3 separate regions of the Mus musculus genome follow, and regions 2 and 3 are each linked to region 1. Evidence: chromatin loops called from intact Hi-C (ENCODE). Cell type or tissue: left cerebral cortex. All regions are shown on one strand.

Region 1 (8,000 bases):
GGGCTGGAAGATCCCCGAGGCCTTATGTGGGAATCTGTCATTCCCTGATTCCCCTCCCGTTCCCACTGAAAAGCCGCTAACAAGTACTTGAGTGTTCTGCCCTGTCCCTCACCCCCACCCCCAGATTCCTGGACTCTGTTCAATGCCTTTTCTTGAGCTCAGAGAGATGCTTTTTCCCAACCTCCAGATGGAAGAGTGAGAGGCAACTTTATCCATGGACCAGATATGTCTTCTTTGGCCCTTGTGCACCCTTGAGGAAAGGGCTCCTCCTATGTGGTGTGTTTGGTGCCTGGTAGATTTAGCTGTGAGCCATTTCTGAGCCATCTGGGATAGTTAACCACATGGTTCTATTGCTGAGCCAGTTGTGAATCTGGGTTCTGGCTCAGGGCCAGACCTTACCAGGCACTAACGAGGGTTTCTATATTCCATAGAGTGATGATATCACCAAAGTGACCCAAGCTGCTAAAATCGTGGAGCGAATGGTCAACCAAAATACGTATGATGATGTTGCTCAAGGTAAGATTTAAGGGGATAGCAGTTTTCATTATTTTTAAGTGTGTGTGTGCGTGTGCATGCACATACCTTTTTGTCTGAATCTGCCATGCATATGTGCCATGCCCACTCAGGCCAGAAGAGGGCACAGATCTCCTGGGACTGGAGCCTCAGACACCTGTAAGCTGCCTTAGGGGTACTGGGAACCAAACCCACATCCTTTGCAACTGCTCTTAACTGCTGCGCCAACACACCAGTCTGGGAACTAGTAGTTAAAATTCTTCACCAAAGTCTAATGCTTGAGTGTTCCACTATAGTCAGTCCTATAGTAAAGGGGAAATAAAAACAAAACAAAAGCCACCACCTTCCTTCCTGCTGTGACTGTCACTGAAGACCTTGCCAGTCCACAGTGAATGGCGGTGTGTAAACAGCCAGTGCAGTGATCTGATCTGACATGTGGCCAGAATGAGCCTCAGAATAGTAACCCGATGCCACCTTCTCAGCAGTCCTCGGGAGCAGCAGGGCAGAGACGATTGCTCTGCCTTCACATATGAGCAGCAGAGGCCAAAGCTGCCTGGCCAGTGAGAAGCAAAGAGAAGCCAGGATTAGGTCTTGAGCTGGTGCCCGCGTCCCCACCCAGTTGGCTTGGAGATGCTGACACTAGAATTCACAGGAGAGGAACTGCTCAGGGGCCCCCAGAAGAAGAGAAAAATAGCAAGGCCCTGGTGGCCCATACCTTCAGTCCCAGCACTTGGGAGGCAGAGGCAGATGGATCTCTGAGTTTGAGGCCAGCCTGGTTTACAAAGCTAGTTCCAGGACAGTGAGGGTGACACAAAGAATCCTGTCTCAAGAAAAAGAAGGAGGAGGAAGAGAAGAAGGAGGAAGAAGAGGAGGAGTTAGAGAAGGAGGAGGAGGAGGAAGAAGAGGAGGAGGAGGAAGAAGAGGAGGAGGAGGAGGAGGAAGAGGAGGAGTTAGAGGAGGAGGAGGAAGAAGAGGAGGAGTTAGAGGAGGAGGGGGAATAAGAGGAGGAGTTAGAGGAGGAGGAGGAGGAAGAAGAGGAGGAAGAGGAGGATAAGAAGGATAAAAGGCTAAATATGGGATGTGTGGGGAAGGCCTTGAAGGGCTTAGGGAGTACTGGACTAGGTGGCAGGGGATAGGCAGGGTCTGTGGGAGGGTGCAGAGAGAGGGTCTTCTGAGCAGACGGTGACAGGAGCAGACAGTGACTTGGTGGCAAGAATGAGTAGGAATTGACTCTTCAGAGAAAGAAGCAGAGGCTCAAGGATGCGAACAGGAGCTGTTGGGAAATAGTGGGAATTCAGGCTAAAGAGGCAGCTGGGGCCTTCTCCATAGGCAGTTGAGAGGCATTGACACGAGCTAGGTGCTAGGCCGAGCAACGCCCAGTGAGAGTAGAGGGGGGCAGAGTTGAGGAACAGAGGTAAAGGTATGGGGTGGGACAGGCTTCTCTGTGCTGGGCAGACCGTTGCACGAGGGACAGAACAAAGGGAGAGATGTAATCGTGGAAAACCAGGCACCGCAGCTCACTGGGAAGGGCCTGTGTGCCAGGCTCTGTGCTGTACATTTGGACATAGCATTCTCTGTTTTCCACACAGCTCTACTCTGACATGAATAACATTATCATCCCCATTTTACAGATGAGAAACCCAACCTAATTATATTGCTACTTGAACAAAATCACAGCCAGTGGTAGGTACGAGGGGTGGGGCCTGGAACTCAGGCTCCTTGGTAGATCTGTTGATAAGCACTTCACCTCCAGCCTACAGAGCCGCTGGGCTGGAGGAGGCCTCTCAAAGGAACACACGCAGTAGATCTGTCCTAGCGATCAGTTAGCAAGGAGGTGAAGATAGAAACAGATTCAGAATGCTTCAATGCCAGGGGCCTGGGAATTCTGGCGTCTCTGACAGTGCCAAGGAAACGGAGCCCTTCCCATGGTGTGAGCAGCCGATGCCCAAGTGGCTTGTACTTCCCTAAGAGGCTGTGCATTTATGTGGAGCAGCTGCCTCCCAGGAGTTGGCAATGCCATGTTGCTGGCTGGGCTCCTTTGCTGACAGCCTCAGGCCCTTCTTGGTGACTTGATGCTCATTGCACACTCATGGGACACAAAAACTAAGGCTGCCAAGACCAGCAGCCTAAACAAGCCCCCTCGTTATCATTCAGGCTGGAGAACGACCTTGAGTGCTTTTCAAAGCTGTCAAAGTGCACAGCGGCCGTGAAAGGATCTGTCACTCACACGACTCCCCTTCCTGAGACCCAGCCTCTGCAAGTGGCCCACCACAGGGCTGCAAACCTGATTAATATCCATGGAGAAATTGGCCTTGTGAACAGCTTTCATTTATAAGAACACAGTCACATAAAAATGCATTGAACTTTGATTCTTTTCATTGCACCATGTTTTCCCTTTGGGAAAGTGTAATCATGAAAAAAGAAATAAAAATAGAGAAGTGTTACCAATTAATCCCCACACTGAAATGAGGGATTTTCAAAGTTCACTCGAGCTTAGGAATCTTGATGTGATCAAGGCTCACACTTTCCTGACCACTCATTTTTAAATTTTTTATTTATTTATTTATGGTTCCAAGACAGTTTTGAGGTTTGATTTTACATCAGGGTATGGGGCACTGTGGGAGGGATCAGGCAATGATTGGGCCTGTCCCAGACTGTGTAGAATTAGAGAGTCTCTTCTAGTTGGCCATCCTACCTGAAAGAAGACAGAACCATTTCCCGAATGCTGTTTTATTTCCTTGAATTCTTTGAAAGAACTTTGTCTCTGCTCTGTGGCTGTTCCTGTCCCATGCATTGGAGACAGAGGGATGGATATGACGTATGTCCTGCTCTCTAGGACATGTGTGACATGGAAATCAGGCAAAGGAATGACATGTCTCAGTAGAGGAGAGAGAGGACTGGAAGAGACAAAGAAATTAAGTCTTCTCAAAAAAGCCATATTCAGGTGGCTGATACAGGAGGATTGCCGTGAGCTCCAGGCCAGCCTGAGCTATGTAGTAAAAAAACCAAAAGTGTACTAGCACATACCTGTAGCACTAGGTACGTACTTAGAAGGCTGAGGCTGGAGGATCACTTGAGCCCAGATGTTCCCGTCCAGTTTGGGTGATAAAGTGATGTTAGGTTACAGGCCCTCTGGCTACCGGGCACAAATTCATCTCTCCCCCTCCCCCTCCCTTCCCCCCTCCCCTTCCTCCTCCCCCTTCCCCTGAAGTGTGGACTGACAAAGAGTTATGGGAGGACGCAGGGAGACCAGCTGAAGAATATGATAGTCAGGTGATGGACTTGGGGATCTTGACCTAGGTAGGTAGTAGCTATGGGTTTAAAAAAAAAAGATTAAAAAAGACAGGAGGAAAATATAAGACAAGGTAGAAAGAGGTCAGCCAAGGATTCCCCAGCTCCACAGTTTAGGTGAATGGGAAGGAGCTGCTTCTGGCAGCCTAGCAGTGATGGAAGGCAGACACAGCTTCACAGATGAAGCGGAGCTTTGGGAACCCATGGAGGTGTGTCCAGGTGCCCATTGCAGTGAGGCTTGACAGTGAGTATAAACTCAGACGGTATTTTAGGGATCTAGGATGCAGAATGAATAGAACTATTAATCAGCCTCTGGCAGCTGAACCCTTGAAATCTGGTTGCTCTGATCTGAAGCACTGAGGAGGCTCACAAGGATGAGGGATGCAGCCTGGGATTCTGTGCACGCACATAGGGATGCTTTACTGTAGGCCCTGCCCCACCAGCTAATATACAGAGAGAATTATGTGCTTGGCATTTTTCTAGATACTTTGCATGTATTAAACTCAACCTGTAGTCTCACAGTGGTCCTCTGAGATAGGTACTGCTGTTATCCCCAGCCCCAAACACAAAGAGGTTCATTGTATTTCCCAAAGAGGTATCGATTTGCTACAAAGTGGCAGTCCCTGGCTGACTGTGTCTATTTGCGTTGAAGATTTTAAGTACTATGAGGATACTGCTGATGAATACAGGGACCAGGAGGGTACGCTGCTGCCTCTCTGGAAGTTTCAAAATGACAAAGCCAAGCGCCTGGCAGTCACCGCCCTCTGCTGGTGAGTACAGATATTGCAGCAAAACTAGTGCCCCAGAGCACCCGCTGCGTGCCAAATCTTGAGCCACAAGACTCTTCTTCCACTTTACATCTTGAGTGTGACATGGGACACAGTAGGGGGAAATAGGACCTGGATCCTTTTTGGGTTGCAGGATCATCTAATGTCTACCATGGTAGGAGTCTAAGCTAGACAGTGGATGTCTGCAAAGCAGTTAGTCACCAGTGCCCATGGGAAAGAAAGCTCATGACCATGGGAAGGCCATGTCTGTTTCCAGTGTCGACGAGTTCACATTTCTTTTGCAGGAATCCAAAGTACAAGGATCTTTTTGCAGTGGGACACGGCTCCTGTAAGTGATCTTCCCATTCATTTGTTTGCTCATGCAAATATCAGACACTAAGTTCCTAGTCTGGTCAGAGCTTTGAGCCAGGTGTGAGAAATCCAGAGAGAAGCAGGATGTAGTCACTGGCCCTCGGAGAGCACTCACAGTCTAATGCTGTGCTTCTCAACCTTCCTGATGCTATGATCCCTCATTACGGGTCCTCATGTGTGGCGACCGCCAGCCATAAAATTATTTCTGTTTCTAAGTTATAACTGTAATTTTGCTACTGTTACAAATTGTAATATAAATGTTGTATTTACCAATGCTCTTAGGTGACCCCTGTAAAAGGGTCATTGGACACTCAGAAGGGGTCACGACCCACAGGTTGAGAACCACTGGTCTAATGGGAAGACCCCACTTTCATATGGGGAATTAATGCCGGTTAAAAGAGTACAACTGAATATGCTAACTGACCCTCAAAGAACGAAGGGGCAAGCTTTGCAGCAGAGGGGCCAGCATAGGCCAAGTCTGTAGGCAGGAATGATATGGCTGGGTCATCCCTCAGAGGACATGGTAAGCCATTTCAAGAAGGAAACAACTGAAGGAATTCTGGAAGGGCAGGGATATGTCTCATACAGGAAGGGATTGCAGGCCTGAGGCTAGAGACTGGGGGACCTGGTGCAGGTGTGCTAAGGAAAGATGGAGAGTGGGATGGAGGCCCTCTCTCTGCTTCCTTGCCTGGCCTTCCTGACCAGGTCTGAGGCAGGGTAAGGGTGAGGAAAGGTGAGTGTTTGAAGTTTATCCTTCTGTCACTGAGCCACTGGAGATCACAGTTACCTGTGTTCCTGGCCCGGCTGGGGTATGCTGGAAGTAGGAGGCAGCGCGGGCTGTTGACTGTATATGCAACTTGCTGTTCCTTCCTGCTATTTGGGCCAAGCAGGAACACCCACCACTGCGCTGGACTGTCCCTGTTCCTAATGGGAAGGGCCCTACATAGCGAGCCAGGCACAGCTCCCTAATGCTAACAGCTTGTTCTCTGGCTGGGAGGATTCACGTCTGTGAACAGGAAAACCCTTCCGTTCTTCAAGCTGCTGCTGGCTGGCAGGCTCGCAAGCTCCTGGTCACTGCCTCTTAGATGGCTCATCAGTTCTTTGACCAGGGTAGGGCTCCAGGGGGAGGGGGTCTGGAGGAGTTGGTGTTTGTCATTCCTCTCAGGGAGGAGCCCTTGGAGCTGCTCCCAGTTCTGTGGTCTGAGCCGCCTTTGAGGATGCCCTAAATGCCTGCTTTGTGTCCCTACTCCTGAAGGTGGGCTGCTGCCAAATGGGAGCACCCTCCCCCTCTGGCAGGGAATTAGAACACCCCCCCCCCATGCACACTGCAGCTACTGGGCCTGGAACAGAGCCTGAAAGTTGGGTAGGCCTTCCCAGGAGTGGGTGTGGACCCCCATGTGAGGCCCAGGCTCTCTGCTTGAGGCTGAGGTGAGAGTGTAGGAGCCTCTGCAGGCGGGAGGAGACACTCTGGAACATCGCAGCCCATCTTCTAGGCAGGGTTAGAAGCAACGTCCTCTGGAGGCCATCCATGGGAAGTATCCTTAGTCAGAGAAAGGTAATGCCTTCCATGAAGAATGCCTCAACTTGGCAGGCTCCAGCCTCCTCTGGGCAAGTACTCATCCAGGAAAGGTTTCTTTGTCCCTCCTTGGTCTTTGGAGGCACAGCCCCAGTGGTACCCACAGGCAGCTAGAGAGCTCCCTCTGGAGGATCACTTCTCTGTGCCCTTGTCTCCTCATTAGTGACATGGCAAGACTGACAACCAGCCAGGCCTCCATCTCAGGAGGCCTGCATGAGAAGAGCCCTGTGTGCTGCAGGAACGTTTACACACTCAGGCCAGTCATTGCCACCTTCTTGTTCTGTCTCCTAACTTCCCTGCAGGTCCCTCAGAGGGCCTGAGCAAAACCGGGTGTGGGGGGGGGGGTCTCCACAGAAGCCAGGCTGGGGCAGGGTTCTATGCTGGTGTCACCAGCTCAGTTCAGCCAACTTTCAGGTGACTATTGATTACAGTACCTGCTTCAGGCCTAAGCAGGGCCAGCCGAGGCATTGGCTTCTGAGGTCACCTGGGATGTCCTATGTTCTTAGACGAGTGCTCCATGGAAGAAGTGCAAGCTGGGGCAGCACCCTGGCTGTAGACAGGTCACTGGGAGGAACAGCCAGTCTCGCCAGCCTCCATTACAGTCTCTGGAAGTTCCCAAATAGAAACCCACAGGGAGAAACAAAATTGCCTGAATTGAAACACTGAATGAGAACTCAGCTTCACTGCTGAGTTTGATCCCAGGAGGCACAGGCCAGGCCTCTTCAGCTTTCTTTCCCCTGAATTTCTTAGGTTTTTATTCTGAGACTCAGCCACAGAAAAATTAGGCAGTGTCTCAGTTAGGGTTACTATTGCTGTCAGAAACCAGAACCAAAGCAGCTTGGGGAGGGAAGGGTTTGTCTGGCTTATGCTTCCACATCACAGTTCATCACTGAAGGAAGTCAGGACAGGAACTCAAGCAGGGCAGGAACCCAAAGGCAGGAGCTGATGCAGAGGCCATGGAGGGGCGCTGCTTACTGGCTTTCTCATCATGGCTTGCTCAGCCTGCTTTCTTATGGAATCCAGGACCACCAGCCCAGGGATGACACCACTTACACTGGGCTTAGCCCTCCCACATCAATCACTAATTAAGGAAATGCCCTACAGGTCTGCCTACAGCCTGATCTTATGGAGACATTTTCTAAATTGAGATTCTCTCCTCTCAGATGACTTTAGCTTATGTCACATTGACATAAAACTCTCCAGCACAGGAAGGATAGGGATATATATTTGGGACATGTCACATCCTTCAGACACAGTTTCCTGGCTTTAGATACAGAGCAAAAACAGAAAAGGAAGCTGGTGGTGGTGCGCACCGTTAATGCCAGAACTTGGGAAGACAGAAGCAGGCAGATCTCTGTGAGTTTAAGGCCAGCCTAGTCTACAGAGAAAGTTCCAGGATAGCCAGGGCTAGACAGAGAAACCCAATCTCAATTCTTCCTTCCCCTCCCCCCAAAAAAGAAGAGAAAAGGAAGGATAACCAA
Region 2 (8,000 bases), 61 kb before region 1:
ATCTTTACTTGGAGTCACAGGATTGAAATCAAGCCTCCAGGCTTGCAAGGCTTGGAACTTTCTCATCCACATTCATTACTCTTAAAACTGTTCTGAGAATCAAATTACTCATTACATTACCCCTTTGCCCAGGACCCTTCAGTGGCTTCCACCATGTACAAATGCACTGACCTGACATTCAAAAGTTGAACAATGCGGTCCCAATTTGCCCATCAAGCTGTTTCCCCAATTGCTTATCTTTCTAAATCCTTTGTTCTCTCTGCCCCAGCTGTCACCCCTCTGTGTGGGTGACTTCCGATGACTATTTCTAGTTTGACTAAATTATTTTAAGCCATTAGAAAATGTGTATTGGCTTCCTTAACTTAAAAAAGTGACACATGCTCCCTGGGGAAACAAACGACACAGGAGATGAAGCAGACAGCCACTCTTCCTCCCCAGGCCTTTACACTTTTATTTTCTACGGATAGATGTTTTGACTGAGTGTATTTCTGGGCACAGCATACATGCCTGCCTGCCCTCAGAGACCAAAAGAGGTTGTAGGATCCCCTGGAATTGGAGTTACAGCCAGTTGTGAGTTGCCATGTGAGTACTAGGAATTGAACCTGGGTCCTCTGGAAGAGCAGTCGGTTCTTAACTGTTGAGTCAGCCATCTCTCCAACCCTCTTTAGGTTGTTTTTAAGAAGTGGCCTTTCAAGATTCCCAATCTCTCTTATTTTCCTATTAAACTGTTATCCCATAGTAAGCAGATGAGAAGCATGTGTGTAGACATAAGAGCATAATACAAGTCTGAAAAGATTACACTCAGAAAAATATACGCACTTATGTTTGTATTGCAACTTATGTTTTCTAAGCTTTTCCCTTATTTTCTCATTTAATCTCTGACAATCATAAGACACAGAAGTAGCATCTATTATTTATTCCAATTTTGCAGAGAAAAAATAAGGCTGAGAAGCTCCCATGTAGGCTATGAGCCAAGACTAGTTAACAAGTTTCCTGGGCCCTTTCCTACTTTGCCACATGAAAAGGCTGTTCTGAGAACATGAACAGGAGGGAGAACACCCAAACATGTGTGACCATGGGTGTAACAAGCTGGGGGGGTGACAACAGAATCTCCTCCTCACTTCTCTTTGCTGGTGAAGGTGAGGCTGTGGGAGCCCTGCCAACAGGGACTTAAGAGGCAGGGATATTTCTGTTTAATGATGAGCCTTTTATTTCCAAAGAAATGCCTAGTCTCCTCACAGCCAGAGAGTGCTGAAGAATTAGAGAAGGAAGGGAGATGTGAGGTGAAAGCTGAGGGCGCCCGGCCAGGGGAGCAGCCGATATGTGAGGTGACATTTCCATCCTCCGTGCATCTAACCAACGTGTCCACACAATACCTGATTCCAAACATATGTGGGTGAGGAAACAAAACCTCTATTGCCTGTGTAGGTATATGCTAAAGGAAAGAGTATATATACTTTTTTGCATTTGTTACACAATTAGAAAAAGGAATAAGGGCTGGTGAGATGGCTCAGCGGGTAAGAGCACTGACAGCTCTTCCAAAGGTGCTGAGTTCAAATCCCAGCAACCACATGGTGGCTCACAACCACCCATAATGATATCTGACACCCTCTTCAGGTGCGTCTGAAGACAGCTACAGTGTACTTGTGTATAATAATAAAATCTTAAAAAAAGAACTGACTAAAAAAAGAAAAAGGGATAATAAAATATAAGGTAAGTTGATTTATCATAACAGATTCCAGGCAAAGGTGAAAAATGAAGAAAGTGCAGGTTCTCATGTGATTAGAACTGCTGCTGCTTTCTACTGCCAGACTTTAAAATGTATGCTTACAGATACAGCTTCAAACTCAGACTACCCACACTTCATATGCATCTTATGATGGCAACTTTTATGTTACATGCTCTTTATGGCAGGGGAAATAGATTATAAGCATCTTTTCATCTAAAAGCCATTAACTATTACTATGTGTGATGTGTGTGGACACACATGACCCAGTACATGGGCGGCGGCCAGAGGATGACCCTGTAGAACTGGTTCTTCGCTTTCATCTTCGTTGTGGGGTCAAACTACAGTCACCAGGGTCCTGAAGCCCAAGCCTTTACCTGCTGAATCAGCTCATCTAGCTGCTGATTTAAAAAACGAAAACCAAAAAACTAACAGAGTCCCATGGATCTCAGGCTAGTATTGAAGTCATTATGTCGCTAAGGCTGGCCCCAAACTCCTGATCTTCCTGCCTTGGCCTTCCAAATGCTAGAACTATATGTATGAGCTACCAAGTATACCCCACCTTCTCCTTATAAAAGACTTCCTATATATGCTGTGGGAAGAATGTCCCATGATTTACTTAATCAGTCTCCACTACTGAAGGCTTCGGCACTTTGGTTTTTTGTTTTTATTTTGTTCTTTATTTTGGTTTGGTTTGGTTTGGTTTTTGTAGTGGTGGTGGTAATGGGGCTTGAAACAGTTTCTCTGTGTATTCTTGGCAGCCCTGGAACTCAATATGTAGACCAGACTGGCCTCAAAGTCACAGAAATTCTCCTGTCTCTGTATCCTGAGTGCTAGGATTAAAGGCATATACCATCATACTTAGCTTCTTTGCTTTTTAAAATTTCTTTTCACTATGATAATATTGCAGCTATTATAATGTTTATTGCAACTACTTTAACGATACATTATACAATTATATACATATTTACATATACATATATTATACAATTATATATATATTTGTGTTCACTTTTTAAGGCAGTAGCTCAGCACATATTCCACTCTGGCCTTGAACTTGTGATCCTAATGACTAATAAAAGAATATGTTTGCCTCTTTTTCTAGTTTAATCAAATTTCTAACAACAGGACCAGTGCTCCACCGTCAGCTGTCTGTCCTCACCAACTTGGCTTCAGAGGTGCTCTGGTTTTGAAGTCAGGAAGAACAGCTGTCCTAAAACTTTTGAAGTTATTTTCCAAATACTTAATTCCTTTTATGGGTGCAAGGCTGCTGTTAGAATGAGAGGGAGTAATGCATGTAAAATATTTACACCATGGTCAGCGAATAGAAGCTGGGGTTATCTTTACACCACTCAGTTCCCATTTGCACACTCCCCTCTAGTCTAAAGTATTTGTCAGCCCCGGTTTCCCTGCCACCAGAGAAGCCATAGCATGCCGAATAACTCGAGCTTTACTGTAATCAAGATCAAGAGGTATTCCCCCCCCCCCCCACTAGGTCTGTGCTTCCCAGCAATGCCTTAAAGCTAATTTCCAGAGTGCAGTTTTTAGTGAGTAAATCACAGAGACAAACACCCTGATCTCCCTCTCAGTTATCTTTATTAGGATCTTAATCAGCACATGCTTACTCCCCGGGACACTGCAGAACAGGTCATTCAAACAGCTGGTCCTTCTTGTCTCTAAACAAGATGCTCTATTACAGCCTGGAGGTGGCAAAGGGTCCATGGAAAACATATGGGGCAGCAGGCCCTGAAAATGCATGACCTTAGAACAGCAGCAGCCCAGGTTGAAATCCATCGCCATGTCCTTCCACAGCTGGGCTCCACAGCTGGCTCTGCCAAGTACTCATTTACACAGCTGAAATTAACCAGAAGCCGGTGGCAACTCTGGGACATGCCAAGAGGGGGCAGTGTGGTACTACAGTTAAGAGACCGGGTTCTAAGGCAGCACACCTGGGTTTGATATGGCTCTGGCACTTAGCTGGGTGACCTTAGGTCTCGCCACCCTCTCTGTAGATTAAGCAGATACCCCCTTCACAGAGTCGAAAAGGTTAAGTGGAATGCTGCACATCTGGGAAATGTTCACTAGCAGCAGGGCGCATGTTAACTATGACAGAATGGCATGGGTTTCTAAGTAAAGGAGTTAAGGAATTGAATTTTGTATTCATTCATTCATGTATGCATTCATTCATTCAACGGGTAGTCAGTGAAAGTCTACTACATGACAGGTACTTATGGTCTCTGTCTTCATGGAACTTAGACTTCATAAGGCCTGATGGCAATAGAACAATAATCCATACATTTCTCAATCACATCTGGGAGAAGCACAGGAAGAGAAGACCCCGAGCAAGCTTAGAAGACGAGTTGGAGTTAACCCAAACAAGGCAGAAAGTACAGAACAAAGCATTCCAAGAGAAAAGTCTGTGCAAAAGCCCTGCAGCCAAGGGAAGCAGAACCCGGGAAGCCGGGCAAGGCGGGACGCGGCCAGAGGCGGGAGCAGCGGGGCTTGGGGTGAGCTGGGTGGGAAGGCTGCAGGCGGACTATCTGAGGCCTTGCAGGTTGGCAGAAGGATTTGAGTGTTTTTCTTTTTCTTTCTCTTCAGACAGGATTTCATGCATCCCAGGCCGCCCTTAGACTGATTTACTATGCATCTGCAGATGCTCTTGACATCTGGCTCCCCCTCCCTCTCTCTCCAAGTGCTGGGATTACAGGTGCTTTCTTCCATACCCTGCTCAGGATTGCATCTTTACAGGCAGGAGTAGTTGTTGGAGTGTAAGGGATAAGGGACTCCCGTTACTTAGCAACACGATTTCCTCCACGTCTCTACTTTTTAGGAAGTTTAGATAGGGTTTTGCTATGTGTCCAGGTTCACCTTGACCCTCTCATTGTGCAGCCTGGGCTGACGCGGGCTGCAGCCTCATGAGCAGTGGGGATTATTACAAGTGTGCACGGCCACATCTGGTTTCTGTTGACTGTTTTATTATTTTGTGACAGAAGGTCTCACTGCATGGATTAGGCTGGTCTCAAATTCACAATCCTACTTCAGCCTCCCAAGTGTTGGGGTCACAGATGTGTATTACCATACAGCACTGATAATCTCTCTTCATGGGATGAAAGAGATTGGGTTTCACATAATTCTTGCTGGGGCCATCCAGGAGAGGGGAGCAAGACAGAACTTTGTGGCAGCTCCTTTCTTGGAGCAGAATGTGGCCCTTCAGGTTCTCACTGTTCAAGGAAGAGTCAGGCGTAAGGAGGAGCCAGGGTGGGCGACCACGTTTCCTCTTATCAGAAATCCTGCAGAGTTGACCCTGTGAATTTGTGATTTCTGTATATGCTGATTCAACCAAACTTCTGTTGAAAATATTAGACAGAAAATGTCTGGACTAAACATGTATGGACTTTTTCTCATTATTCCTTAAGCAGTATAGTATAATAACCATAAATACCCAGCATGGTGGCACATGCCTTTAATCCCATCACTTAGGCAGAAGCAGGCAGATCTCTATGAGTTTCAGGTTAGCAGGTTTACACAGTAAGATATTGTCTCAAAATCAAGCCAAATCAAGACAACCAAACAAAATATCAGTTTACATGGTTTGTACATTGCATTCCTCGTGGCAAGGATTTCAAGTGCAAAGAAGTGTGTGTGCCCTGTATGCCACTCTGAGTTTCTTTCCGTTTTTGTTTTTCTTTGAGATAGGGTCTGCTTATGTCGTCCAGGCCAACACAGAACCCATGTACTCAAGCAATCCTCTTGCCTCAGCCTCCAGATTGTGGAGACTCCAGGAACGTGCCACCATGCTTGGCTATCAAATAAGTAAGGAGCTTCAATAATCATGGGTTTTGGTGCTGGCAGAGGATGGGGCCATTGGTCCTACAGCCAGTTACCCACAGTTGTTGGGAAGCCATTGCTCTGAGCAATGGACACCAACACATAGTCCCTGCTGTTTCCTGCCGCTTATAGCTAGTCCCTGGCCAGCCTGCACCTCTCAGGCTTCCTGCGACATCCGAAGCCCCACTGTGACCAGAAGACTAAGCTGGGTGGTAGGCAGGGTCGGGGTCTGGGTGGATTCTAGTCTGTAAGCAGCAGCTCCAACTCTGGGCTTCCTGGTCACTTGGCCCACAGAGAAACTGAGGTGTGCATTTTATTTGTCTGGGGCACAGTACACAGAGCACAAGATCCACAGTCTCTCCTCTGAACATAAGAACCACACAGAAGTGGTGATCAGGGGCGGCGCAGGAATGCCAAAGTTCCAGAAGATGGTACCATCTGCTCCCCAGGGCAGTTAAACTTGGTAGGAGAGAGAAAAGGACACGCCTGCTCGAGTTGCCCTTCCCATGCCCCCCTCAACCTCTCCCAGTCAGTAAACAGGAAGCCAGGCTTGGGCACCCGCCAGACCCCGGGCTCCACAGGAAGAGGAGGAAACAAGTGTGGAAGACTATCCTCAGAACAGAAGTGGGCTCCTGAGAAATCCCTGGGCAGGGGAAGAACTTTCTCAGAGCTGTAGCTGCTTGCACACTTCAGCATGGCCTGTGGGTCAGGCATGGCCCCAGCAGGCTTCACAGAGACGCCTCAGCGAGAAGAGAACCAAGTCACGAGCCTTCCCTCAGAGAAGCCCGGGTCACCCAGGAAGCAGAATGGGGTCCACGAGGTCTCAAGGCCTGTTAGAGTCCTCGTGGGTTGATGCAGAGGAAATGACACCATTCTGTCATAAGGATGGTGTGGGGAAATAGCTGCCAAGGAGAGAGGGCCTGCCACCAGAGGGACTGAAAGGGACCAGGAAACTCCTAATGAAATAATGGACCGAGGTAATGAGCATCGGGGGCTGCTGAGAACATTAGGTAAATGTTGAGGAGCCTCTGTAATGGGCTGTAATCAGGCTAACTATCCCATCAATCAGTCTCAACACCACAAAAAGTAGGCCAACTGTATGTTGAGGGTGATGTATTCAGTCGCACCTCAGAGGGGAGCGGGTTCGTACACAGCACATCCACTAAGCAGTCTTCACAAGAAGAAACATCTCTCTACTCTCTCCTACAAAAGGTCTCCTAGGAACCATTGATAGGAAAAGGAAATCACTCACTCCTTCGCCATCACTAATCCTGGGCCAGAAATGGTAGTGATTTGCAGTTCATCTGCATGTGCACATTCTCATTCATTTTACAAGTAGCCTGAAAGAGGCCAGAGGTTGGCCAAAGGTCATAGTGAAGACATAGCTAGGATCCACCCATTCAACTTCCTAGCTTTATAGGGCATTTCTCCTGCTCCAAGGTTAGTACTCCTCACTAGCTCCTTAGGGTCTCTCCATAATTAGAGATACTTAAACCAGTTCCTCCCAAGAAAGTGTCCTGCGGCTGCCTTTGTTGTATCTCAGACCCTCCAATGTGCTTGATTCCATCTGAAGTTGATGGAAGGTTGGTAAGAGGCCCAATCTTGTACTCAGGTTTCTGACTCTCACTCATCACCCTGCCATCACATAATTATTCCTCCTCTTCCTCTTCCTCTTCCTCTTCCTCCTCCTCCTCCTCCTCCTCCTCCTCCTCCTCCTCTTCCTCCTCCTCCCTAAACCACTAGCCACACACCATGACCCCTGCTTAGCCTTTCTGAAACTAAGCCAGGCCTGGGAGCAGAAAGGCAGCAGAGAGCAGAGAAGGTCTTCTGGAAGCTTGTATCCTCAGAGGACTGGTCTGAGGGTCCTCCTTCAGCAGAGGCTCCCCTCACCAACTCTGCGATTTGCATGCCAGCAGCTGCTGCCTTTCCCACCGGGAGGCAGGCTGCCCCAGACAGAGTCCCTGTCACACTTAGCTTCTGTGCTAAGAACATGAACCTGGCATGCTCAAAGGATGGTACTCTTCCTTCCCTCCTCCCTCCCAGACCTTGGGGACTCTCCCCATCCCTAGCAGGATGCATGCAAGCCACACAGTGCTGGGGGACTCATCCACAGAGTCTGTCTTTGCTTATTAAATATTAAATATCACTATACTATTAATAGCTCTGGCAGGCAGTCCCACAACAGAGCAGCCAGCGTGGTTAAAGGTTTCGCCACCAACGGGAGCAGGGCTACACTGGCCCTCCTGTGTGCTGACTTCTGAAAACTTACAGGGTGCTGTGAAGGGGGAAATGGAGAAAGGCTAGTTTGGAAGGGACTCAGTGGGGAGCAAGAAGCAGTTACTGGCTGTCAGAGAACCCCAGGGCTTCTCATCCCATGGTTTCTCACAGGCACCCTCCCTGACGCCCCACCCTACGCTCTCATCCATACCAGCATTTCCTGGGTTTC
Region 3 (8,000 bases), 91 kb before region 1:
ATAGGCTCAACACACACTCGGGTACAACACACACACACACACACGCACACACATACACACACGCACACGCACACACACAGGCACACACACATGCACACACATGTGCATACCATACCATACCATACCATACCATACCATACCATATCATACAGCCACTTGGCTCACTGTATTTCCTTAAGCTTGCTCTTGAAGAGCCTTTCTGGAAGCCTGGCTCCTGGACTTTGAGCTAGGGTGAAATGGCAATGGGGCACAGGAGGCCAGCCTTATCTCTTGCTTCCAGCCTGGAACCAATAGACAGAAGACTGGGGGTGGCAGGGCGGTGTGGGGATGAGGCAGAGAGACAGATGCACTGGTTAGAGACCGGTGAGAACAGGTCATACCATCCCCAAACCTGGCTTCTCTCTAAGGCCCATCTTACCTTCCCAACCCTCAGAAAGTAAGAAAGCGGGGGAGGGAGACAGTGGAAGGAGTTATCTAATGGAGAGACAGTATCCCTTTGGACAGCGCTGCCAGGCTTCCCATCTGGAGATGAGGGGAAAACACAAATAGGTATATGGGCTGGCACAGGGTTTGGGGAGAGGGGCTCTGAGGTGTGAGAACTGCCCCCATTGCTTGGATCCTTTTCTTCTCAAAACCCCTTTCCTTCCTTTCCAAGCCGGGCTTGGGGGGGATTCATGGCTTCACTGGCTGGGGCCAACCTTCCGGCCCTGTGATCCCTTCACCCAACGCTTACATTTGGCCTCCTGGCCTTCAGTGCTGCCCCCCTGACTGCAGCTATAGGAGAGGTGGCAGGGTGCTTGGGTGTGGTTCCCCCCAAGTAACCGAACAAACAGTGCCCACCCCTCCTCAGCCCCGGGGCTGGAGACAGACCCGGTTTTGGTTTCTCCGGCTCCTTGAACACACAGAGGTACACGTCCTACCATAGGAGGAAGCAATGACTGTTACGAGGTTGGCGGCTCTAAGAGGCGCGGGGCTGGGGACCAGTGGACCAGCAGGGTAGGGGTCTCTCCTGCTGCATCCCACCGGGCCCAGGTCAGCGCCCCGTGCACCGCGGCGACCCCGCCCACTACTGAATGTGGCAGGCGGTGGAGGAAGTGGCCTGACAACACATGCAGGTGGGGTTCACAGACTTGGGGGGGATGAGATCTAGGTCCTCGTCGTCGGGGATCTCGTCTAACCGGTAGCCATCTTTCAGCAGCTGGATGTTCAAATCTTGGTTGATCTGCTGTAGAAAAGGTTCGTGTCAGCTGGAAGGGCATCACCCTGGGCTGGAGCTGCCGCTATCACCCCAAGACCACAGAACAGCCCCATCTCATGCCAGGTCTGAGCCTGGCTCTGGTCTCCCTTCCTCCAGACAAGTTTTCCTAAGGCCCTGCCATATACAGGCCCCTGCCTAGTCCAAGGTCAACTTCTCATCTTTACTCTTGATTCGTTTCAGGGTTTGCCCGATTTCAGGTCAACTCCTGTAAGGTGTCTGCCCGCATTTCACACCTGTTCTATTTTAGAGCCCCTCTTTAATAACCCCGGGCTCGCTGTAATTCAGGTTAGTGATTTCTTCCCAAATTCTCCCAGCCCAGGCCCAGCCTAACGCGGAGCCCCTCCTCCACAGGATTCTGCCCCACGTGCCTTTCTTCTGCCCCTTAGGAACAACACCCCACCCACCCCCGCCCACTGCCTGGCTGCCTGGTAAAGGTAGTCTGGCTCCCGTGGTTTGTGGAGGCAAGGGGTGGAGCCTCACCTCGGCAGAGGAGTAGCCAGAGGAAGAGTATCTGGACATGTCAAAGTCATCGTCGCTGGCCATGAGAAGAGCGAGAGAGAAGAGTGAGTAATTTAGAGAGATTAAACAGAAAACGCTCTGCGTCTTTGCTATACCCGCCCCCTCCCAACAGTATGATTTAAATAACCCGTGCTTAGTATGCAAATATATGTTTGCTAAGGCAGGTTTCCTAGCTCGACCTTTAAATGGTGTGGCTTCTTAAGTTCCTTCTGGAGAGAACTGCTACCACTCTTTCCGCTCGTCCTCAGGCTGTTTTAATTTTTCTCCCCCTAGGTTCAAATCCCCCTGGCTGTTCGGATTTTCCAAAAGTCTATGGCTAGCCAGATGCTACCCTGGCATAGGGTTCTTCCCTGAGAAGGGGACTGGCATCAGGCATTCCATTAGGCTGTCTAGAGATATCAGTCCATCGTGGGGCAGCAGCTGTCTCAGCACACAGCAAACTGTGCTGGCCCCCAGGCCTCTCTCTGAACAATCCTTTAAAACAACCACCACCACCACCACGAAGCCAAAACCCACCCCCTTGGGAGACTTTACCCATGGAGAGTTGGTGGCTGAAGAACACAGCCCTTGTGGCAGTGTGACAGGTGTGGCCTGTTACAAGCCATCCGAGCTCACACAGCATCATGTGGCTTGCCTAGCTGCCCCCAGACCCCATACACACCTGTCTGTGTCAAGAGCTACCAGTGGCTTCTCATCAGGGCTCTGGTCCAGCGAGGAGTAGCCTTTATTAGGGACGACCAGCCTGGGTAAAGAGTGGGGAGTTGGAGTGACAACCGTCAGCCAGAGCATATAAACAGGACATTAGGTCCTCCCCCTCACTGTCATCTCCCCCATTCCCCTGAGGAGGGAGAGGGTGGAGACCAGCAATGGTAGGTGTTGACTGGTGAGGTCCCAGTGGGGCAGAGAGGACCCCTACCTCGTCCGGGCCATGACGTTGTTCTTCTTGGGTTGCTGGTTGACAGGGCTGCCCATGCTGCCGTTCTTCAGGGAACCCTTCCGGGCCAGCTCCCGTTGCTTCTCTGCGGAGAACACGGGAAAGAAGCTGTGTCCTGCCCAGCGGCTGCCAGGCCCTGCTGCTGGGGGCGACCTGATCTGGGCCTTTCCTGCAGACGCGTACTTCTGTAGTGATCCCACGGACCGCCAGGCACCTGACGCTCGGTGGACATGCATAACTGAGGTGGACAGACAGCTGAAAAGAGGAGGCTGACCCTACCCTGTGGGAACCACAGTTACTATGTCAGGCAGCCGGCCTGTGCTTGATGTCAAGGAATGGCTAGAGAGGAAGAGATGAACACAGAAGGCTGGAGCAGTCAGAGAGGCCTTCCCTGAGGAAAGTATGTACAAAAGCAACCCAAGAGGACATAGCTGCGGGCGTGAACGGAACGGAGGGAGATGAGGTAATAAAGAGGTGAACTTGGGAAAGGAGCCATTCATCAGTTAATTATTCACTGAACAAACACTAGAATCGCAATTATGCATCAAGTACTATACCACAGGGATGGAAAGCTTCCAGTAGTTATAAACTCAGAGCATGCACAGAGACCCCCATCTCAAGAAACAAAAGAAAGCAACCAAACCCCTCAGAGTGCAAAGGCCTTGGCCATGGGGCTGAGGCACTTTGGGATTAATGGGGACGGAAAAGGAGCTACTAAGGGTTTCCTTAGCAGGAGGGGCAGAAAGGGGCTGTGGGCAGGATTGGGCAGGAGGCTGAGGAGCCCAGTCTGCAATCTTTCCAGGGGCTCAGAGCCCCTGCACTTGTGGGGCTGGACATCTGCTGACTTACTACGTGGTACGTGCGACTCCGGAGAGCTGCCTGGAAGGAGGCTCAGCCACTCTTTCTTACTAATGTCAAGTAAAGCCATGACGAAGGAGAAAGGCTTGCTCTGTGGCAGAAACATGGTGGCAGGTGTGGGTGTGTGACTTCTTCGTGTAAGGGTGGGAGGAGCCGTCACAGCACCCGTGAGTCACTTGAAAATGATCTCTGATTTCCAAGTCTTTGAAGCGCTGTCTCCTACCCTCTAACCTCTCTGCCTCTATTTTAGTTTTCCAGGCTCTTCAGCAGACAGCAACTGCCATTACCATATCAAGCCTCTAGGGGGTGCACTTTGCCTTACATTTCTTGGTGATTTTCTTTATCTTAAGTGAGACAAGTTGTGAATGTCCATGAGTTTTGGTGGCAATTCTATGGTGAAGGAAATAAAAATGCTATTTTAACAGCATGCTAACTTTGTTTGAAATCATGAAAACAAACGGAGACAATAAGCTGACAAGGCTCAAACTACGGACTACTATGCAACCATTTAAAAGAATGAAGCCATTCTCTGTAGGACATCATCCAGGGGAGGGAGCAAGGCTCACAAAATGTGCACAATGTAATGCCGCTCTTGTGCTCAAGTACAAAATGAAGCTACAAGAACCTGGAATGGTTGCCTGTGGAGAGAGTACAGAACTTGTATGCATTTAAAATACTTTTATTGTTGCATTAAAACAACAATAAACAAAAGTAGCTGTACTTTGAATAGAATGTCCTAGGAAGGCAAGCAAGTCCATCAAAAGAGCTGCTGTTGTGTTTAGAAAATCAACCAGGGGGCTGCCTGGGTGTGCGCTAGAAGGAGAACTGCAAGACCTGTTTTATTTTTTTGAATTCCCTAAAGGCACAGGCTCTGTGGGAAAGAATCCTGATAGCTCGATATGCAGGGGAGCCTGATAAGAGATAAGAGGCTCCATCTTAGCTGAGGAATGAGGTTTTTGGTGGGCAGATAGAGCCTGAGTTCTGAGAAGAACTAAGGACAGTGACGACTGTATCTGACTGTCATATCTGTCTTGTGTGTGGCATGTTATAATTTCTCTTCAGGAAATCAACTCTTTGGTGGGAGTCTGCTATTGTCTTCAGCAGCCTTGGATCTGTGAGATTTTGGTCCATGAAGGGAGAGGGGCGGTGCTCAGCAGCGGGTGGGGTCAGACCTGGAGTCACTGGAGCTCTGGGCAGCTGCGGGGGTCAGGCGATCTCACAGCAGTCAGTGGACATGGGACCCACCCTAAGACAAGGATAATGCAATACTTGGAAAGGAAATGGGTGCTGGGGTTCTAAGGAAGGGACAGCCTCCCTGGACAGAAGTCACCCTGGCCCTGAATCTGTCCCTCACACATAGCAGCAGCTGCCCTATCTTTGGAGGCAGGCTCCTTTTGGCTGGCCCTATCCAGTGCTGTCTTGGGTTCTCTGCGGTGCCTGGGAGTGCGGATGACTTACTTGGAGGTTGGGATCGTCCAGCCTGAGCCACTTCAACTGTAGCACCTTGCTGTCAACCCAATCCAAGAGCACCTTCTTCACTCCCCACATCTCCCTCATCCCCGACACACTCACCCAGCTTCACTTGGAGCGGGGATGGTTTGTAATTCATGGCTACGGACTCACCCTCCCGGGCGTCACAGTCTCGGTCTGAGATAGAGGCTGCGGCTGGATCCTGTGGGGGGGAAGCAGAGAAGACAGGCAAGCATGTGACTCCAGGGGTTGCTCTCAACCCTGAAGCAAACCTTCTCATCTGCCCTCTGGGTTTCTGGGAGCATTTACGCTAGCAGCAGGCCAGCCAGCATTCAGGGAGGGAGAGGACGGGTCTACTATGTGCTGTAGAAGAGAGGAGACGATGTCCTACTCCCGACCAACAAGAATCCCAAGTAAGCTAGGCTGCTCCAGAAAACCTTGCCTGAAACCCACAGGGCTCCCTCTACAAAGGCTGGTACAAGCTGTTTTAGAGAAGAGTCTGTCAAGTTCCTCTGAGCTTGCAGGTGGATCGAGGTCAGAGCAGGTACTCCAGAGAGCCCTTCTTTCTCTGTTTCATCTTTGCAGGGTCTAGACGACCAACTGGCCAATCTAAGCAAGGACTCAAGACTAAAAAGAAGGGGAAAAAAGTCGAGTGAGGACTTCTGAAGTTCTCAGATGAGCTCTAAGCAGTGTCTCCCGATGGATGGGAATGGTGCCTGAGAAGACGGACCTGACAAACCAGCGGACCACGTGGCTTTGTGCTGTCCTGAAAGCAGGACACGTGATGCAGGTGACAGGGAGGACAGGCAGGCTTTCATTCTGCTTGTGCAACCTTTGCACTCTCCCCTGCACTATCTCTCAATAGCCTCCAGCTCTGGGCCAGACCCCGTGCTTCCCAGAGTCCTTAGCTAGCCCTGCTATCTCTCCAAAATGCCCTCGATGTACGAGGGCCCCTGTCTATGCCATCTGTGACAAGCACCTCCTTTTTAATGGGGGGGACAAAAGATTTTATTCAGGTTACACACCACTTGCATCTACATTTGAAACTGGTTTACAATCATTTCTCTATTATATGCAGGCATATGAGTTTAGTTGCAATCCTTTTTCTGACATAAACAAAGATATTTTTAATATTTTTCATAATTGTCAGATTCACAATTATAAAGGGAGCTAAAGATGAGCTTCTCTTAGAATGAAAAACTCTCATTTTCAATGTTTTTATACTCAGGCCAGTAGGTTTGGCTTAGCAGTTGAGTTCTTGCAGAAGACCTAGGTTCGCTTCCTAATACCTACAGGGAGGTCCAGAGCCTTCCGATCCAAAGCCGTCTGATGCCTGTGGCGCCAGGCACACATGTGGTGCGTATGCATGCATACAGGCAAAATGCACATACAAGTAAAAGAAAATTTGAAAAGTTTTTATTCTTCTCAAATTTCATACAGAGTATTTTGATCCTATTCATCCCTACTCCTCCCCTGACTCCTCTCAGGTCCTCCCTTTCCTCCCCACTCCTCAAATTTCTGTCCCTTTTCCTCTCTCTCTCTCTCTTTCTTTTTCTTTCTTTCTTTCTTTTTTAACTTTTTTTTTCTTTAAAAAAATAAAAAAACTAACCCAAGAATTCAGTTTGTGCTAATCTTATACTTCTGGGTATGGTACTGTCCACTGGAGTGGGACCCACCAGTAGGCACACTTTTAAAGAAAACTGACTCTCTCCCCGTCCCAGAAGCTATGGATTACCCATAACCCCTCAGTTAGGGATGCAGGACCATGAGCCCCTCCCCCTTCAAGCTAGAATGTTGACTGACTTGATCAACATAGGGCTTTTGCAGGTAAGCCCAGCTGTGTGAGTTTGTGAGTCCAGAGGACACATTTTGGTCTGGTATTTCCTGACCCAAAGGACTCCAAAGAACCCAAGGACACAGGAATCTTTAGAATCCTATCTTCCTCATGGTCTCCGGGCATTGTGGGGTAGTGATGAAGGGGCTCCATGGTGGCTGGCTGGTCACTGAAACTCATTTTCTGCACTCTGACTGTGAGTTTCTGAGTTAAATACCATGATGACCAGTGCAATAGAGATCCTGCCGTCTTTAGCTGGGGACTTCAGAGTGGCCAATCTAAGGTATGAAGACTGCAGAGGACCCTTGTTCTGTCCTTGAAGATACAGAAAGCAGACAGACAGGCAGATAGAATGCTCCAGGGCTGGCCCGCTGTATCAGGTCCAGGGATCTGTGTAGCTCCTGCTGACCCATTTAAAGTGAAGTAAGGCCTAGAGAAGCGGCTCGGTGACTAAAGCGTTTGCTGTGCAAGCATGAGGACCCCAGAGTTCAAATCACTAGAGCTCAGATCAGCCAGGAACACTGAGTGTCTGTAATCCCCAAGTGTCTCTGGTGTGAGGTGGAGGCAGAAACACAGAACTCTGCAGCAGTTCACAGCCTAGCTAGCTTGGTCTATGCAGTGGTGAACAATAAGAAGCAGTCGGCTGCCAGGACTGACACTGTTCCAAGTTGTCCTCTGACCATCTCTCACAAGTGTGCTCACATGAACGAGGATGTACACACATCATACACACGAAGACAAAACAGAAACGAGGCGGCCGGCATGAGCTGCTTTACCGTTCTGCTTGTTACCATGGTGAGAAGGAAACAGCCAGGAGGTTTAGGAGGGAAATTCTGACCCTGTCTGTTCCTGGGTGGACTGGGCTGCCATAGTGACTTTCAAATTCCTGAGGGAAGAACCTGGGCCTACCACTCTGCCTCTGTCTTCACCCCTTAGCCACGGGTAAGGTGAGAAGGGCACCCTGTGTGGCAGCGGGGTAGATAGCAGTGTCTGCGTCTCAGGTCACTTCCTAATCTTCATCCTCCCGTGCTCTGCACAGCTCCTTGGCAGGCCCCTTTCAAACCACACACTGGAAAAGCCGGCCGTCAGTGGCCTAAACTAAGCCGAGGCCCAAGTGGCCTCTCAGT

What was found. Hi-C counts contacts between places; a loop is a spot of excess contacts. Peaks named below come from ENCODE experiments on the same cell type or tissue, not always from the same donor. Only the 100,000 strongest peaks of a DNase experiment are listed, where the experiment ranks them.
Region 2: it touches region 1 in a loop (9-fold over the local background); 24 of 42 quality-filtered maps call a loop at or near these places.
Region 3: it touches region 1 in a loop (7-fold over the local background); 18 of 42 quality-filtered maps call a loop at or near these places.

What each region holds. Positions count from the first base shown.
Region 1 is chr4:41,609,774-41,617,773 of GRCm38, forward strand. Dnaic1 (dynein, axonemal, intermediate chain 1) reads left to right here. Exons shown (of 20, transcript NM_175138.4): 10 at 432-516; 11 at 4,457-4,574; 12 at 4,877-4,920. Among named protein-coding and RNA genes, the nearest start is that of Enho, 27 kb to the right of the region's middle. In left cerebral cortex, CTCF peaks have their summits at 625 (motif pointing right), 4,568 (motif pointing left) and 6,640 (motif pointing left); DNase peaks (open chromatin) are centred at 151, 4,560, 6,090 and 6,570; H3K27ac peaks cover 1,384 bases.
Region 2 is chr4:41,549,069-41,557,068 of GRCm38, forward strand. All of the region lies in intron 1 of Fam219a (family with sequence similarity 219, member A), which reads right to left. Among named protein-coding and RNA genes, the nearest start is that of Fam219a, 16 kb to the right of the region's middle. In left cerebral cortex, CTCF peaks have their summits at 3,613 (motif pointing right) and 6,512; a DNase peak (open chromatin) is centred at 3,618; H3K27ac peaks cover 499 bases.
Region 3 is chr4:41,519,174-41,527,173 of GRCm38, forward strand. It overlaps Fam219a (family with sequence similarity 219, member A), which reads right to left. Exons shown (of 6, transcript NM_001159583.2): 2 at 5,193-5,241; 3 at 2,694-2,796; 4 at 2,439-2,519; 5 at 1,739-1,793; 6 at 1-1,225. The coding sequence ends at 1,067. Gm12404 (a long non-coding RNA gene) reads left to right here and starts at 1,199. Exons shown (of 3, transcript XR_001784270.2): 1 at 1,199-1,321; 2 at 1,439-1,543; 3 at 1,645-1,878. In left cerebral cortex, a CTCF peak has its summit at 3,865 (motif pointing right); DNase peaks (open chromatin) are centred at 1,867 and 3,817.